2 separate regions of the Mus musculus genome follow, and region 2 is linked to region 1. A link is a contact called in ENCODE POLR2A ChIA-PET data. All regions are on one chromosome and are shown on one strand. The core of a region is the stretch at or near the end of the contact, and the rest is flanking DNA. Distances in the headings are between cores, read along the strand shown.

What was found. ChIA-PET counts read pairs that join two places held with the same protein, here RNA polymerase II (POLR2A).
Region 2: POLR2A ChIA-PET joins it to region 1 with 12 read pairs in Patski. The contact joins the promoter of Pcnp here to the promoter of Cep97 in region 1. POLR2A ChIA-PET finds 5 or more read pairs at or near these places in 3 of 5 experiments (Patski and embryonic stem cell).

The regions. Positions count from the first base shown.
Region 1 is chr16:55,932,810-55,937,070 of GRCm38, reverse strand. It overlaps Cep97 (centrosomal protein 97), which reads left to right and starts at 2,223. Exons shown (of 11, transcript NM_028815.4): 1 at 2,223-2,318. The coding sequence starts at 2,276.
Region 2 is chr16:56,027,691-56,031,951 of GRCm38, reverse strand. It overlaps Pcnp (PEST proteolytic signal containing nuclear protein), which reads left to right and starts at 2,235. Exons shown (of 5, transcript NM_001024622.2): 1 at 2,235-2,349. The coding sequence starts at 2,286.

The DNA.
Region 1 (4,261 bases), core at 974-3,473:
AAATAAGACCTCATAAAATGCAAAGCTTCTGTAAAAACAAACAAACAAAAAACCTTAAAATACAGAAAAGTTTAAAACAATTTTTTTTCTTTGAGTTGGGGATGTATCTCAGTGGTTAAGTGCTTGCCTCAGATGAAGAGAGCCTAGTTTGATCCCTAACAGTTTCAGAAACCCAAAACCAAAAACAGTGAACAAGACAAGAGTGCTTCTCGTGTGAACTTTGTGAACGACAACACTCTTCAGTGATGAAAAGCCGGACACAACTGCATGGTCATCCCCAGTATGTGATCACCCTGTGGAGGGGTTCTCTGGGTTATTCTTGTTTGCTGATGTTGTTATTTGGTTTTTTTTTTTTGTTTGTTTGTTTTTGTTTCTGAGACAAGGTGCCTCTATGTGGCCAAGGCTGGACTTGGCATACTTCTCTCCTGGCCCTTCCTTTTTCTAAGTTACATATTCTCTCTCTCTCTCTCTCTCTCTCTCTCTCTCTCTCTCTCTCTCTCCATGAATGAGGTAGCACACATGTGGAACTCAGAACACAATTCACAATTTTCAGGAGTGGGTGATCATCTTCTACTGTGTGGGTTATGGGACTTGAACTCAGATCATCAGTCTTGGCAGCAAACTCCCCTACTGGCTAAGCTGTCTCTTCATCCTCTCCAATTGTTTTAATTTATGCACTGGCTGCTCTTCCAGAGGTCCTGAGTTCATTTCCCAGCAACCACATGGTGGCTCACAACCATCTGTAATGGGATCTGATGCCCTCTTCCGGTGTGTCTGATGTGTGTGTGTGTGTGTGTGTCTGATGTGTGTGTGTACATGTGTACTTGTTTTGTTTTTAGACAGAATCTCTCTGTTGCATAGCTCAGGCTATGATTAAACTCACTATGTAGACCAAGGTGGCCTTGAACTCACAGACATCCTCCTGCTTGCCTCTTCCAATATCTAACAATATATAGTCTTCCTCCCAACTGATGGGATTAAAATTTGGGCCACCACGACAGGCTTGCTTTGTTTTCAGACATATAAAGTTGTAAGACTGTTCTCCAAGTAAGGTGTCTACTGGTTAAAATGAAGGGGGGAATTCTTATTGTTTCTTCAGAAATAGAAAAGTATCTTTAGACTAAAGCAATGGGAAACAGAAAGGTCTTTAAGGGCAGTGATGCCAAAGGGAACCAGGAAAGAGGAAATGCTCTTAGAATTTTGAGCCTGAAAAGCTAGAAGCACCAAGTTACTGAATTTTCCTGAACAGGAATCCTCAGACTTCAGAGAGAGCCTTATAGCGAGTCATTCTATAGAGAAGCTAAAACCCTTTAAAATTAATTCAGACTTGTCAGAATGGGTAGCGGCCATAGAGACTTCTAGCAATGAGTTCTCAACATCAGTTTGTTTTAAACAATGTCCTTATAATGTGCCAGGTGGTAAAAGTGTTGAATTTCTCGAACACCAAGAGTAGCTTTTAGTACGTTGAGCAGTTGATGAAAGAAAGTGGAGCCCCCTTTGTACGATTGAGTTACCTTGTAAACCCTAGCTTAATTTTACTTCCCCTGTCAAGTTTTGTCCAAAGATTGTAATTTCTAGTTCCCGATTACCGAGTTCATAGTTAAATCAAAAAAAGATCAGCCTGTGCCCTCCCAACCAGGTAAAGTAAGTATTCCTGACTCTGGAAACTATTTTAAACTTTTTTGAATACTCTGGAAAAAGTTCTGGGTACATATGTATCAAATATACTCCTTGACCAAACTGTTCAATGTGTAAGAACCACCATTTAAAACAAAAATATCAGTTTCTGAGGCTTTAAATCTATTTAATTAGGTAAGATTGGGTAAATTGCAAATATAACGTATCCATTTGACTATGTCAAAATATTTCACTGTCATTCCTATAGAGAAGCTAAAACCTTTTAAACTTAATTCAGAATTGTCAAAATGGGTAGCTGCCATAGAGACTTCTGGCAATGAGTTCTCAAATTCAGTTTTAAACAACGTCTTTATAATGTGCCAGGTGGTAAAAGTGTCGAATTTCTCAAACACCTGGCCCTGGAGTGAAATGGTTTATCTAACAATACAGCTTGCTCACCAGATCAACTTTAGGTGTCAACCCGGGTCTTCTAAGCTTTACCTCCCACATTGTAGCCAGCAAGTCCCATCAGGGAGCCAATTGGGTCGAGTGAGTGCTGTGCATCCTGGGAGTTGTAGTTTGCAGCGCCCCACTGCTGACTACATGCTCTACAGAACGGCAGAAGACGGTTGCCTGGTGTCATTAGCAAGCGGCAAGTATGGCGGTGGCGCGAGTCGACGGGGCTCTGGCTCCGGGAGAAGGTACGATGATCCCTACCCCTAAATTCCAAAGTTTACTTCAGTATGTCATATTAAACAGTTGCTTGGTGTAAAGAGAAAGCCTGGGTTTAGAGGTGCAGTTTTGGACCAGTTCTTTTGATGAGGGGCTGTAAGCAACACGGAGGCGCACTTCCTACTGGGAGTTGTAGTCCCGCTGTCTGGTCCAGTCCCGCAACATTACTGTGAAGGCTGAATGAGGGACTTCAGTCCCCAGGAGCCTTCGCGGTGCCCGGCGCCCCTGTCCCGCGCTCTCCTTAGCCTGACTGGGGGCAGTGGGCTTCGGACTGCGGTGACCTTTCTGGGACGTTTACTTTGAGTTCCGAGTGCCCACAGGAAATTAGTGCAGCCTTTTTATTTCCCGTGCCTCTCCTTCTCGTCCGAGAACGTTCAGGAAGCATCTCATCTGAAACCGCATCACAGTCTGCTTGAACTCTTCTTTGGAAGTGACCAGTAGCCGTGGTAGAATCTGAGAATGACCCAGACACGCGTTGCTCCCCGATCATTCTGCAGGCCGGGTCCCGGGGTCGAGTTTGGTCTTTGTTTGGCAGAGCCCAGGTTGGGGGGTGCGCCTGTGCTTGGGAGATGCCTCCGTGGGGCGCCGACCTCAGAGCTTTTGTTTTGGTTACACTCTGAGGCGTGGTAGCAGCTGGCCCGATTGGGGCAGAGCAGGGTAGGTAGAGTTGAGGCTCATAACCCGGAGACCCTTGAGTTCCTACGGGAAGGAGTTCGGCTAAAACATGTGTCGACACTTAGGAATTGTGTGCGGACGCTAGGTGCGCTTTTCCAGGACAGTCTAGTTTTCATCTCGAAGAAGGGGCTCACGACGCCTCACGTGATAAGAAAACCGAAAAGCATTGAAACCCTCTAGGAGCGCAGAACCGAAAAATTACATCCCAAGGTAGCTCCAGTCTGATCGAAAAATTGAAATTGGCAGTTACTCAGGCCCCGCCCACTCTGATAGCTTCTTTTCTCAACCTTCCTAGCTCACCGAGAACAGCAGCAATAAGCACTTACAGAGCCATTCTCCCCGCCCCCAAAGAGCCAGATGATATTTTGGATGCCTTTCTCCCATTATCTCATGTTTTTATGTAGAACAATGTTTATATTATATTCTCACTCTTTTTCTTTTTTCTTTTCAAAGCCATGGTCTCATTATGTAGCTGTGACTGATCAAAAACTCAAAGAAATCCTCTTGCTTTTGCCTCTCCAGTGCTGGGATTAAAGGTGTGAGCTGTGCTGTGCACGTGGCTCATCCACTTTTTTTTTTTTTTTTTAAAAAAAACAACTTTATAGTTTTTAAAAAAGATTTATTTATTTATATGAGTACACTGTAGCTGCCTTCAGACACACCATAAGAGGTCATCAGATGGTTGTTAGCCACCATGTGGTTGCTGGGAATTGAACTCAGGACCCCTAGAAGAGCAGTCAGTGCTCTTAACCACTCTGAGCCATCTCTCCAGCCTTTTTTTTTTTTAAGATTTATTTACTTTATGTATGTGAGTACACTGTCACTGTCTTCAGACACACCAGAAGAGGGCATCAGATCCTCATTACAGATGGTTGTGAACCACCAAGTGGTTGCTGGGAATTGAACTCAGAACCTGGACGAGCAGCCAGTGCTCTTAACGGCTGAGCCATCTCTCCAGCCCATTGTTTTTCAAGACAGGATTTCTCTGTGTAGCCCTGGCTGTCCTGGAACTGGTTCAGAAAACTAATCTGGCCTTGAACTCAAGGAGATGCCTTTGCCACGGAGTGCTGGGATTAAAGGCCACCACTGCCTAGCTGTTTTGTTTTGTTTTGTTTTTTCAAGACAGGGGGGTCTCAGTATGTAGCTCTGGTTGTCCCAGAACTCACTAGATAGACGGAGCTGACCTTGAAAGTGAAGAGAGGTTGGCACTTTAAAAATCGCCTGGCTGTCATCTATG
Region 2 (4,261 bases), core at 986-3,485, 95 kb before region 1:
GAGTTAAATACTACTATACGACAGTTTCCTGGTCACTTACATATAATTATGTGCTAAACAGTGAACTGAATGGGTAAGTGCTCCCCATCTCTACTTGAAGCCTGAGTTATTCATTCACAGATACCGAACAGCTTTCGTGTAGGTAACCACCAATACAAGGTGCTATGAAATGTGGCTGCTTTTTAGTTTTAATTTTTTGTGCCTATATGCTGATGTGTGTGTACATGTGGGTATGCACACATGTGTCGTTGGACTGTCTTAGTTATCTTGAGTTGTGTTTTCACTATGTAGACTAAGCTGCCTTTAAGATCCACCTGAGTGAGATTAAAGGCATGGCCACCATCCCTGGTGCCACTTTAACTTTTGATACAACCTGGAGGTGGCCGACTTGGCTGGACTGGCTGGCCAGCAAACCCCAGGGGACCTCCTGTCTCAGCCTCTCCCTCTCTGGCACTAGGATGACTGGCACCCCAGCTTTATGTGAATACTAGGGATCCAAACTCTGATCTTGAGATAACCGGATGATTCAGTATAGCCACTGTTACCAACATCCATGTTTCTCTGTTCTGTTGTTTTAGTTTGGGGGTAGGCCCTCATGGAGCTCAGGCAGGTACTGAAATGGCTGTGTAGCTAAGGATGATACCTTTATCCCATGATCACCTGTTGAAGGGGTACTAGCATTTATTTGGATACAGGGTCTCCCATACCCCAGGCTGATCCTATCTCCACTTCCCAAGTACTGGAATTAGACATATGTGCCACCACTTCATTATGCAGTGTTGGAGATGAAACCCACCATGGGTTTTGCACGTTAGGCAATCACTTGGCCAACTGAGGTACAACCAACAGTCCACTGATATTTTATGGAGAAGTAAAAGCAGGTCTGTGGACAGCAACACTCAATGTTGCTTGGAGGACAGAATGAACTATATTCTCTAATACTGGGTGTATATTACAGGCTAGGAATTGACCAAATTTGGGCAGAGGAATGAGTATAGAGAAAAAGAAGTAAGAAACAGATGAGGCTGTAGCATACTTGATGCATGGATTTCATTGACACTAAATGAATCTACTAAAGGTTTCTAGGAGAGGCAGGACTTAACAGGTGTTTCCAATCTGGAAGAGACGAGTCCTGTATTTTACTGTTGAGTATAAGACAAGTGCTGGTGCTAGCACAGAGGCAGGGAACGCTACAAGACAACTCTTGTGCTGTTCATTGTGTCCATGAAGGTTAAGAGACAAGACTGGCACTAGCTTTTATGATAAAACTCTGTCGGATACTTTTACCTTGAAAGAATAGGGCGATTTAACCAGCAGACAGTTTTACTCCAGACAGTTTTATAGGAGTAAAGAAAACTCCTTGAAAAACACCAAGAAGTGAATAACTTCTAATTCAAAGCAATTCCGAACGTTGAAGCTGGGCTGGGGCGTATTTTAAACGTTATTAGAGAAGGGATGAGTGGAATAGGGTAGATACAAAGCCGACATCTCCAAACTGCAGTAGAGCAAACTACCCTTCTCCGTAAGAAAGACAGCTCCTGCCCTTCGGAGTGTAGCCGGGGATTTTGTTTGTTTTTTATGTATTTTTTTTTAAACAGGTGTTTGAATATATGCAAGTGAGTGTGAACTCTTAGTAGTCGGATTTCTGGAACTGGAGTTATCAGTTAACTGTAGACCACCCAACTGGGAATTGAACTGTCCTCTGAAACAGCAGGAAGCGCCCTTGACCTCCACGTATACCTATTTCTGCTTTTAATGTTTGCTTGCTTGCTACAACTCTCACGCTGAATTTTTCACGAATGCAAAAGCCGCGGAAATTTCTTCCGCCCCAATTTCCGTAAGGCTCTACGACGTGATCTTCCATAAGTCTCTTTTCGGTGTCATTGCACAAATGGAAACGATAATTGCACACCGGACCGCACTGGACGGTGTCAACACTAAGACAGCGTCCGTTAACTGCTGACGTTTCTCTGTAAGAACACAGCCCTATCCCGTAAAATGAAGGACCAGCCGCGACCACCGCTGAGCGTGGAAGCACCTAGGATTGAACCCACCGTTCCACGATCGGTGAGTCCGTACTAACCCGGACGTGCCATCCCACCGCCCAGTCCTCCATAGCCGTCACCACACACCTCGTTCCAGCCAACGACGTCACATCCGTCCCCGTCTCGGGTTCCAGGTCCTCTCTAGGCTGCGGCCTCGCTGGCCCGCCCGAAGCTTTGTGGTTGCTGGGCGGGGCCGTGACGTTCTTGCCCGGGCTGCAGGGGGAGGCCGCGGCGAGGAAGATGGCGGACGGGAAGGCGGGAGAGGAGAAGCCAGAGAAGCCGCAGCGAGCCGGAGCCGCCGGAGGTGAACACAACCCCAGCGTCGCGGGCTACGGGGGCTACTCCGGCCTTTCTTTGGGGTTCCCAGGGCGGGTTGGGGGGCTTTCCGGCATCGCAGGAGCCGGCGGAGCTGGCGCTCGCCCGGCCAGGGGCTGGGCCCTGATGAGTGCCGGGCACGCCCGGTGTGGCCCGCGGGGGAGATCGAGGTCCGCGTCGCCTAATCAGAGAGGCCGCCGGTTACCACCGGGCGGTGCGAAGGGAGGTGGGAGCTTGGCCCGGGAGTCCGAACAGCAGAGAGCTCAGGGCCCGCTGCGCACTCAGGCCGCCGCACGAGCGCCGAGCCGCCGCGGGCACTGGCCGCATGCCGGCTTTCCGAGGTCGCCGGCCTCTCGGTTACACGTAACGAGGGTTGATGCTCTCTTTTTCGCTGCGGAGGTGGAAGACCCCAGCCCACTCTCTGCTGTATTTTCAGACATAACATTTATAAACCCTGCGATGGCATAAGTCGAGGCGATGCAGGGGAGAGGGGAATCTGGCTCAAGCAGCAAACGCTTGAAATTAGGGTTTGATTCGCTTTCTTTCCGGTATCTTTCTTAGGCTGCCAGCAGCGGAGTCTATGTCAGATATTTCGTTGGCGTGGTAGGAAGGTGTGATCTTCCTGTAATTTGTCGCGAAATTAAACTCAGATTATAGCTATCTTTTCGTTCCTCCTACCCCCGTAATTTTTGATGGTGTACATAAAGGAAAAGAAATGCGTAGTCTCTTTTCCCCTACGCCCTTTTGTCGGAAGGATAATTAGCACATGCTTAGAATGTTTTAGCCTTTCACTGTTCTGGCTTTCTTCGGGCTTATCCTTGAAATACTTAAATGTGAGAACATATAGGTTCAGTATCGCATAAAGGCCAAAAGTAGGGTCTACCAAGTTTGTTAATTGCCGAACACCCCCGCCCCCACCCCACCCCCGGTTTGAGCTAGGAGCTCATTTAGCTCTGGCTTCCTGAGTACTGGAATTACAAGCCACGGCCACTTTCTCAGGTCTCTTCCTCATTTTGTTTTTTTTTAAAAATAAACTAGTAAAATAGCTAATGATTTTAGTTCTTACTTTAGACCTTCTATATGTTAAAAGTAGTTTGAGGAAAAACTATAGCCTAAAGTATCTTGGGGTGGCCTTGAACTTAAGGTCCTTTTGCCTTGACTGAGAACATCGTTTTAAGGTACTGCTAAAATGTACCTTAAACGTCTAAAGAAATTCGTGTGTATGTATGCAGTGTACTTGCCACCCTTTCAGTTGAGGGACATTCTGTCCTGTGAATAATATTTCCATCTTAACAGTGTTGGGGTTACATTGATTATTTTATGTTGGTAACTTAAAATAGCAGCCCTTTTCTTCATAATTTGCCTGATTTCGTAAAGCTCACTTTAATATCAGACATACAGGGGTCATGCAGAGTTTCTTAACTGAAACATTTCGCCCATAGGTAGGATTGAATTGATAAGCTTCAGGCAAGTGTTCAGCTCTCTTGGAAAACTTTGTCTAGACTTGGCAACCTTTCTTCTGTGAGACAGCCCACGGTGTTGGAAATACGAGTAGTTTCCCTACTCATTCAACCTCGTTATTGATCCTGGAGGTTGAACCCAAGGCCCCATTTATGCTAGGGTTGGGCCTCACGACCGTGCTCTATTTTAGTAGGGAGACGATCCCCTGTGTAGCTCTTTAACTTAAGTAGAAACTTAGATTTAGAGACAAGCAACTTAATGTGTAATCACAGCCATTTCAAGCTATCAAGGGTTACGCCAAGAGCCACTTCAGTGATGTGTATATTTCCTGTGTCAGAACAGGACTCATGGACTACCTGTCCTGTCAGAGAGCTACTGCAGTCCTTGGTTTTGGGGGGTTTTTTGTTTTGGTTTTTTCTTTTCCCCCAGACAAGGTACCA